Linked DNA regions of Homo sapiens: region 1 is linked to region 2. Evidence: read pairs that join two places in POLR2A ChIA-PET (ENCODE). Cell type or tissue: GM12878. All regions are shown on one strand.

The links. Peaks named below come from ENCODE experiments on the same cell type or tissue, not always from the same donor. Only the 100,000 strongest peaks of a DNase experiment are listed, where the experiment ranks them.
Region 1: POLR2A ChIA-PET joins it to region 2 with 6 read pairs; 21 of 35 experiments call an interaction of 5 or more read pairs at or near these places.

What each region holds. Positions count from the first base shown.
Region 1 is chr19:46,964,628-46,969,627 of GRCh38, reverse strand. The region is part of intron 3 of ARHGAP35 (Rho GTPase activating protein 35); the gene reads right to left. Among named protein-coding and RNA genes, the nearest start is that of NPAS1, 53 kb to the left of the region's middle. In GM12878, no CTCF peak of the experiment used is centred here; no DNase peak of the experiment used is centred here.
Region 2 is chr19:46,864,524-46,869,523 of GRCh38, reverse strand. All of the region lies in intron 1 of ARHGAP35 (Rho GTPase activating protein 35), which reads right to left. It overlaps LOC124904791 (translation initiation factor IF-2-like), which reads left to right and starts at 3,994. Exons shown (of 4, transcript XM_047439803.1): 1 at 3,994-4,131. The coding sequence starts at 3,994. In GM12878, no CTCF peak of the experiment used is centred here; no DNase peak of the experiment used is centred here; H3K4me3 peaks cover 1,531 bases.

The sequences.
Region 1 (5,000 bases), 100 kb before region 2:
GAGGCAAGTGCTCTCTAAGGGTCTGTGTGTCGCAGCTCACGCGGGCTGGATGCAGACGTTCACCGAAGACACTAGTGCTGTCTCCCATCCCTGGTTGCTCCTGAGAGTGGAGCAGTGCCTCAAGCAGTCCGACAGAGTGTATGTGCCAGACAGGAGAAACCACCAGGCAGTGAGGAAGCTTTGTCAGAGCAGGTCTCTTCTCCAAGGACCCACCTCAAAAAGAACACAGGCCACTGCAGACTCAGTGAAAAATTTTAAGTAGCAAACCTGGAGTAAAACATCTATCCACCTATCCTCCGTTTATTATGATTATTATTTCACAACCGTTTTATTGAGATATAATTCACACAACATACAATTCACCCACTGTGAGAGTGTCCAATTCGATGGCTGTGAGCACATTCAGAGTTGCACAAGTATCACCACAATTTTAGAGCACTGTCATCAACACCCAAAAAACTGTATCCATGAGCAGCCACTCCAAATTTCTCCCTTCTCGCAGCCCCTGGCAACCACTCATCTACTTCTTTCTATTTTTTTTTTGAGACAGTCCTGCTCTCTGGCCCAGGCTGGAGTGCAGTGGTGCAACCTTGGCTCACTGCAACCTCTGCCTTCCAGGTTCAAGAGATTCTTCCGCCTCAGTCTCCTGAATAGCTGGGATTACAGGCACACACCACTACGCCCGGCTAATTTTTGTATTTTTAGTAGAGACAGGGTTTCATCATGTTGGCCAGGATGGTCTTGAACTCCCGACCTGAGATGATCTGCCTGCCTTGGCCTCCCAAAGTGCTGGGATTACAGGTGTGAGCCACTGCACCCGGCCCACTAATCTACTTTCTATCTTTATAGATTAGCCTATTCTAGATAATTCTGTGTAAATGAGATCATGGGCCATGTGATCTTGTGTGACTAGTTTACCTCACTTAGCGTAATGTTTTCAAGGTTCATCCATCTGTAGCACGTCACTACTTTGTTCCTTTTTACGGCCGAATAATATTCTACTGTATGAATATATTATATCTCGTTATCCATTCACTCATCAGTGGGATATTTGGGTTCTTACCATTTTGGGGCTATTATGAATAATGTGGCCTCCATATTATTTTGAACCCAAATTCTGAAGTGACCTACAGATATTTCCCCAAACTCAGGAAGGATGTGTGTGACACTTTGTGGCTGGCCTCCAGCCGAGGGACAGCAGGCTTCCCATTAGCCTTGCCGGTGGATTCCCTTGCTTTCTTCCCTCCTGCTCTGCTGACCCACAGCTCCTTCTGTCCAAGCCCATTTATTTAGATATCCCACCTAAATGTTTCACACGCATGCCCTATCAGCAACACACATGCTGTGCCCCTACACTAAACACTGGGCATTTGCTCCTGCCCAGATACTGCCACCTTGCTCAAGACCTTAGTGTTATATGAATCTTCTTCCTCCTCCCTTTCTATGTATACAATTCCACGTTTCCACCACTGAATGAAGCTTTTGAGGGGAGAGGTCTCTGGAGTGTTTCTGTGCCATTCAGTCATTCATCATCATTTACTAGAGCCCTGTATGCTTGGCTTGGAGGAGACAATGAAGATGACCCGGTCCCTTCCCTCAAGGAACTTAGGATCCATTGAGGAAGGAAGACAATCAGAGTACAGTGTGCTACGTGTTCACTGGGAAAGCACAGGGCGTGACAGACATGGCAGGGAGCCCTGGCTCACAGAGCAGGTCAGAGAAGGACTCCGGGCGTGACAGACACGGCAGGGAGCCCTGGCTCACAGAGCAGATCAGAGAAGGACTCTGGGAGGGAGTCTCGAAGTGGAACAGCAAGGAAAGGCAGTGCGGGTGAGAAATATAATGGCAGCTTAAGGAACTGTGCGTAGTTTTAATCTGTGGGCTGAAGTTTAGAGTGAATGAAGGAAATGGCAAGAGGCAGAGCTAGACAGTGGGCAGGGACCACATCCTGCTGGTAAGTAGTAGGATGAAACTTCATCCTAGAGTGATACAGAACCACTGATGAGTTTTAAGCAGGTGAAGATGAAGTGATCCCATTTATTTTGGAAAGATATTTGCAGCAGTGTGCATAAGGGACTGAAAGGACATGAGACCAGAAACAGGAAGGTCAATTACAAAGAGGCTACCACAGTAAACCAAGAAGAGGGTGAGAGACTAAACGCAGGGGCAGGGGCCAGGCTGAAAACACGCTTAGGTGGTAAAAACAATGGGACTGACTGATGAGGTTGACTGGTGTGGGAAGGTAACAAGGGAGAGACCCCCTCCCCATGGAGGACATGCTGTTGACTCAGGTCAGCAGATTCTCTGGGATGAAAACCTTCAAACCCTACCTTCCCGCAAATGGTAACGGTGAGGGCTGACAAGCTTTCTCAGGAGTGAGAAAATCCTTCTTCCAAATGAAATCTTAAACTGAACCTTAAGGCTGAAGGATCCAGAGTCCTGGTGGCCTGACCTTTCCCGTCCCCATGCAGAAGGACTCCCTTACAATTCTAGGGATCTGAGAAAAAAAAAAAAAATCTGAAAAGCCCAGGCCAAGTCCAATTGCTGGAGGCTGACGTTCAAAGGATTTTAGGGCAATATGGCTACGTGGTCAGCACGGCCTCTCACCTCTACACCTGACTCTCATTCAGTTGACTTTCCACACCTAGACTATTCCTCCCATCCTGTTAGAGAATCCAGTGTATCTTTAAGGACAAGCCTCCATCCCAGACTCCAAGCAAGCAAGCTCCCTGACTTCTGCAGCACTAACCCCTGCAGCCTCATGGGCACTGGGCAAACTGACTGTGGAGAGATATTAATTTTCTCTTTGATGTGTGTAGTCATCTCCAATGGGGGCTGGCCTCAGGCTTCCTCAGGATCTTCTTGGCTTCAAAAATGCCTTGTACTTGATAGGCCAGAAATATTATTATAGACTAACTTATTACACTCACTCCATCCCATCAACCCTAGAAAGTAAGACAAACAACTGTAATGACTACACAAGAAAAAAGAGAAGAGGAAAAAAAGCAGAGAGGTGTCATGACTTTGAAATGAAGGACCATACATTACAAAGATGTTCAATTGCATTTTTTGGGGGTGGGGGACAGGGTCTTGCTTTGTTACTCAGGCTGGAGTACAGTGGTGCAACCATGGCTCACCATGGCTTCAACCTCCCACGCTCAAGTGATTCTCCTGCCTCAGTCTCCCAATCAGCCAGGACTACAGGTATGCACCAGCACACCTGATTAATTTTCTAATTTTTTGTAGAGACAGAGTCTCGATATGTTGCTGGGGCTGGTCTTGAATTCCTGGGTTCAAGCAATCCTCCTGCTTCAGCTTCCCAAAGTGTTGGGATTACAGGCATGAGCCACTGCGCCTGGCCTCAATTGCATTTTGTATATAAATAAAATAAAAATCTCAATGGAATGGTTAAAATGCACTAAATAAAATAATACCAAAAATCGTATAAATATTTTGCAAAGAAAGAAAAAAATACCAAAAATATCTTTAAAAGATCCAATAGAAAATATCACATATGGCAAACTGGAAGGTTGCAAAGTAGACCCCAGGGGCTGCTGGATGTACAAGTGAAGCTAGGTATTGAGGCTGGGGAGACTGAGGGTTTCCAACTAATACTTCCTTTATTGACTTGGTTTTGACCAGAGAAGACTAAGAGTCCTTCTAGGGGGCAATATGAACTATCTTATTCATATTTTAGCCTCCAGCATCTAATGGAACTGACACATAACAGGTGTTCAATTATTCTTTTAGGATTGTAAAAACTAAACATTGTGAGGCTAAAGAATATTCTGGCAAAGACAGCAATTATGGGAATGAAACATGGAGTTGAAAAAGATTAATCCAGGCCGAGTGCAGCAGTTCACGCCTGTAATCCCAGCACTTTGGGAGGCTGAGGCAGGAGAGTCACTTGAGCGCAGGAGTTGGAGATCAGCCTGGGCAACATGGCGAAACCCCATCTCTACAAAAAATACAAGAATTAGCTGAGCATGGTGGTGTGCACCTGAAGTTCCAGCTACTTGGGAGGCTGAGGTGGGAGGATTACTTGAGCCTGGGAGATCGAGGCTGCAATGAGCCATGACTGTGCCACGGCACACCAGCCTAGGTGACAAAGTGAGACCCTGTCTCAAAACAAACAAACAAACAAACAAACAAACAAACAAAAAACCCAAGAAAAAGACCCAGAGAAAAAGTTGAATTTTACCAGCTATTAAAGCACTTTTGAGAGTAAAAATTTAGGAAACATGATTTTGGTATAAAAACAAGAAAGTAAAATCAGTAAAACAAAAGAAATCTTAGAAAAGACTCTTTTTTTTTGAGATGAAGTCTCGCTCTTGTCCTCCAGGCTGGAGTGCAATGGCGCAATCTCGGCTCACTGCAACCTCTGCCTCCTGGGTTCCAGCGATTCTCCTGCTTCAGCCTCCTGAGTAGCTGGGATTACAGGCACCTGTCACCACGCCCGGCTAATTTTTGTATTTTTAGTAGAGACGGGGTTTCACCATGTTGGCCAGGCTGGTCTCAAACTCCTGACCTCAGGTGATCCGCCCGCCTCGGCCTCCCAAAGCGCTGGGATTACAGGCGTGAGCCACCGCGCCTGGCCTAAAAAGACTCAATTTTAAGAACTGAATATTTGATAAAGTAATTGTCACAAAATATAGGGGAAGGCTATCAAAAGGTAGTACTATGATAACTGAATAAACATATGAAGGGAAAGAAATCACTTTAGATCCATGCTCTGTATTTGGACAGGCTACCAAAGACCTACCAGGACTGTTCATTTCTGCAAGTTTTTAAGACTTTTATTCTCTCTCTGGGTCCATGTTGGCTTGTGCCCATTTCTTTTTTATCAAAGGATTCACATATTGACCTTATTACCCTGGTAGAACCCCCTTCCATAAGCTCCAATGAGCCACACCAGCCCTTCTGCTGAACTGAAACTGCCCTATCAAGCAAATATTATCCCACATTCAGAGGGTCAGCTGAAACCAGTTGAAAGTTGAGAA
Region 2 (5,000 bases):
CACACAATGCAAATACACACACACACACACACACACACACACACACAATTTTTTTTCTTGAGACAAGGTCTCACTCCATCACCCAGGCAGGACTGCAGTGATGCGATCATGGCTCACTGCAGCCTTTACCTCTGGGGGTTAGGCGTTTAGGTGATCTGCCCACCTTGGCCTTCCAAAGTGCTGGGATTACAGGCGTGAGCCACCACGCCTGGCCAACTATATATATACACCTCAGGAGGCTATTAGCTGTAACTAACCAGCATACTTTTAGACTAACATTTTTTTAAAATGCAAAAAGTTACTAAATAAAGTATCATGTCCAGATGTGGAGTCTCAGGCCTGTAATCCCAGCACTCTGGGAGGCCAAGGCAGGTGGATCACATGAGGTCAGGAGTTCAAGACCAGCCTGGCCAACATGGTGAAACCCGACTCTGCTAAAAATACAAAAAAACTAGCCAGGCGTGGTGGCAAGTGCCTGTAATCCCAGCTACTTCGGAGGCTGAAGCAGGAGAATCGCTTGAACCTGGAAGGTGAAGGTTGTAGTGAGCTGAGATGGTACCACTGTGCTCCAGCCTGAGTGACAGAGCAAGACTACGTCACCAAAAAAAAAAAAAAAAAAAAAAAAAAAAATCACGGTGAGCTCCACCTAAATAACTCAAGAGGAAAGATGTATTTCTATCTGTATGTTTCTTTTAATTTTTATTTTTTAATTGTAAATTGGCAAATTGTAGTTGTATATATTCTATGTATATATTTTTAGTTGCCTAAAGAAAAATCTCTCCATTTGTAGCTACCCAAATACTTTTCTACTTGCTGAAAAAAATGTAGATTTAAGGAGTCATTACATGACCAAACATCTCTACCTTCTTCCTGTTAGACTAGTTTACTTACACAGTTTTGTTACACCTGTGTTTGAATTCAGGTCAGACATAAAATGCTCAACTTTTCCAAATATGCTGGCTAAAAAGGCAAGCTGGTACTTGTGGTGTACATTCTTTTCAAAATACTGTGATATGGAACCTACTGTGTGCTCAAATCTCTGAATATGAAAGTCTTCAAGACTATTAATACAGGATCACATCCCAAGGAGCCAGACATTAATCAGAATAGTCTATTCAACATTTACTTCCCTTCACCCTATATAGTTAATTGTTTACAATTGACCATAAATTCCTTAAGGTGATGAACTATGCTTATTCTTATACCCAGAGAGGCAGTGTAGCCTAATAAAATAAACAAATTTTGAAATCAGACAGATCTGGATTCTTCACACTGACTTACTACTTATTAACTGTGTCATCATGATCAAGAAATTTACAATGCAGCAAGTATGCAGATTAAAGTATACTGGGCCAGAGCCAGGCGCGGTAGCTCACACCTGTAATCCCAGCACTTTGGGAGGCTGAGGCAGGTGGATCACCTGAGGTCAGGAGTTCGAGACCAGGCTGGCCAACATGGCAAAACCCCGTCTCTACTAAAAATATAAAAACTAGATGGGCATGGTGGGCGTGCGCCTGTAATCCCAGCTACTTGGGAGGCTGAGGCACAAGAATCGCTGGAATCCAGGAGGCGGACTTTGTAGTGAGCTGAGATCTCGCCACTGCACTCCAGCCTGGGCGATAGAGCGAGACTCTGTCTCAAAAAAAGAAAAAATTTAAAAAAAGGCTGACCAGGAGAGCATGCCCTCTAAGCATTTAAAGCCTGCAAATGGCCATTACAGTTGGTACAAACATCTCCAAAAAAAAAACAACAACAACAACAACAAAAAACTTTAGCACCTGTTTATCTTCTGTCAACATGGACACAATGGGGGCCTACCAAGTACAAGGTATTTTTGCTAGGTGTGATAGGAAATCAAAGATAATATAAGAGGCTCCTCATCCTCAGGAGTTTACTGTCTATCTAGAGAGAGAGATGACAATCAAGTATTATTAGCCACAAAATAAGGCAGAATGGGAACCAACTAGTATAATCCCTTCATTTTTCAAATGAAGGAACTGTAGTCCAGAGAAATGAAAATGATTTGGCTAGTCACAAAGCTAGTAAATGACAGGGCTAGGGCTAGGACCCAGGTTTCTTCAATGTTCTTTACATCATAGGAAGCCGCCTCTCAATTGTCCAAATGCAATTACCAGTTTACTACAGTGGCCAGGACGAGGGCATCATCCAAGTAAGAATGCAGAGATATCAGGAGAGCAAAAGAGGCAGGAAATACCTGCAGATCTATAATACAACAGTCACAACTGCTGCAAAGTACATAAAAAGAAAATGTTCGTTTCAATAAAGGAAGATGAGAGAGATAGGCAAGTCTGGCTATTTTCAACTAAAATAAATATTACTTTCCTGTAATGATACTTCATGGCTGAAAGTATCTGGTTCTCTGCTAATATATCAACTTAATGGCATTTCTCAGTATCAGAGAAGCAAATAAATGAAAATTAGATTGACAGATGCCAAAAGTTATCTTCAAGAATTCTTTATAGATGAAGCCTGATAAAGCACTGGATCAAAAGTTTTGGGAAGATGAACACGAATTATTTGTTTGCATTTCTTAATGCCAGCAATACAAGTGCTGTTCAGACCATTGCTGTTTGAGAGCCTAGGTCAACAATGACTCAGCTTGAAAAATTCCATATCGTTTTTAAAAGAGGTATATGGTTTTAGTTATGTAGCTAATATAATCTGGATAACCCCATCCCCCTAAATTATAAAGTAATCTCCATGTGAATGGTTGAAAAACAGGCAGTGTTTATTTTATATCTGAAAAAGTATACAACAAAGGTAATCCAGTTCATTTTACTGCATCTCCCAGGGAAAGAGCCCCCTACACAGACTCTGGGTTACGGGACTTGATGACAGGCAGTTGGGGATTGGCAGGTGAGAGAGGAATCAAAGAGTAGCAACAGGAGCTTAGTCCTAAGCTCCAACTCTAACTTGGTAAGTGACCCAGGACAACAAGAATCTACAATCAGACCTGGACAGCACTCCAGGCTTCAGACTAGGAAGGTGAAGCCCAGAGAGGTCAAGCAATTTGTTCAAGGTCCCAGCTAATTAGGACAAGGCCTAGATCAGAAGCCAGGTCACTGCCCTTATATAAATCCAGTACTTTTCTGCTGTGGCAGGAAGCCTGTCACAATGCCCTATGCCAGCCTTCCATTCCTCCATCTGTAAATGAGGAGGCTAGACTACGCGCTGATTTTCCCACTGAGTTCCAATGAACGCAAGGCGTCAAAGGAGGTATTTGTGCTAGTCACCTTCTCTCTTCATGCAAAGAATCTCAATTTTACCTATTTTACAGATCGTGAAAAAGAAATCTTACCAACTGGACATCATGGATAGTGCTGTGATGAATAACAAAAGATTTTTTAAAAAAGGGAAAAACAGGCCAGGCGCAGTAGCTCGTGCCTGTAATCTCTGCATTTTGGGAGGCCGAGGCAGGTGGATCACTTGAGGTCAGGAGTTCAAGACCAGCCTGGCCAACATGGTGAAACCCCATCTCTACTAAAAATACAAAAATTAACCTGGCGTGGTGGTGCATGCCTGTAATCCCAGCTACTCGGGAGGCTGACACAGAAGAATCGCTTGAACCCAGGAGGCAGAGGTTGTGGTGAGCTGAGATTGCGCCATTGCACTCCAGCCTGGGCAACAGGAGGGAAACTCCATCTCAAAAAAAGTCACGATTACTGTGTAAATCAAGACATTGTTTAGACTGCCAGGTGGTGACCGACAAAAGTCACAGCAGATCACAGGAAGACGCTGCAAGCGGCCTAACACCTCTCAGGAGACCACAGTGGACCAAAGTTGGGAAGCAGACCAGACTAGATGGAGACGAACAACCACTCCGACCTTTTCAATCTCCAACTATATTGACCTGACGCCTCACCTCCTCACATGCAGACTCACCAAACATCTATTAGGCTATGGTTTACTGTCACCTGTGCAACCCCCACCCTTCCCAGGCTGTGTCCTTTGCCAAAAGTCACCATCAGGTCCATGGATCTGCCCATGAATCTGCACACCGACAACTTCTTTCAACTTCTTCTCTTCTGGATCAATAAGAATGAGTATTTTCTGATTTGTCACTGTTCTAAATGCATCGACCTTCATCATGCCAAGGAAAATGGCGGGCAGGTAAAAGGGCGGGTGGGGAGCATGGCCAAAAAGAGGTTAGTTGAAAACAAGATGATAACTTAAATGAGGAACTTTGATCAGATTAGTTTTTAAGTCTTTACAAAGATTTTCTAGGCAGGGCAAGAGCCCTTGAAAACATGTTACTACCTTGAAAGCAGTTGTCTACCGCCATCTCCTGCTCCAGTCCCCCCACTCCAAATGGCATATTAACTGTGCCAGAAGGCCAAGGCTACCACCTCACATTTCTGTAGCACCCAATCCCATCATGAAAGCAAATGGCAATGCTGGAGTTAGGGCCTCTGCTAGCCTCAGAGAAATCTGACAGTCTTTAAGAACATCGGTTACCAGTTAAGGTGGAAAAATCAGCTCTCTATTCTGTGTGTCCTCTCTCCCTATTATGTAAACTTAGGCTTTTGGCATGCAGGAACTTTTCATGCTGCCAATGATATTAAAACTCTGGGACACACATTTAAGCAGTACTGCATACACAGTTGTTTTTATTCTTAATTATCTGTCACTTCCATATTAATAAAAAACAAAACAACTATTGACACCAACATGGGTAACACAAACTCTAAGATAAATTCAGAAAATTAATCATGACACACAAGGCTAAAAATTTACCAACGGAAATGAACCAAAAATCTTTAAGTCAATAATGGTGAAAACCCATGCCATACATAGATTATTAAAATTACCAGATTCTGTCAGAAAATTTTAAAAAGTTCAAGGGACCATACAAATCTACTATCAGCCCTCTTCACTGTCTCATATACAAATGCCCTAATATTTGATGAGTGAATGGTCCAACTCTGTAGATGACAGTGAATGTTTTTATTTCAAATGTGTCCACACAGAATTATTTCTAA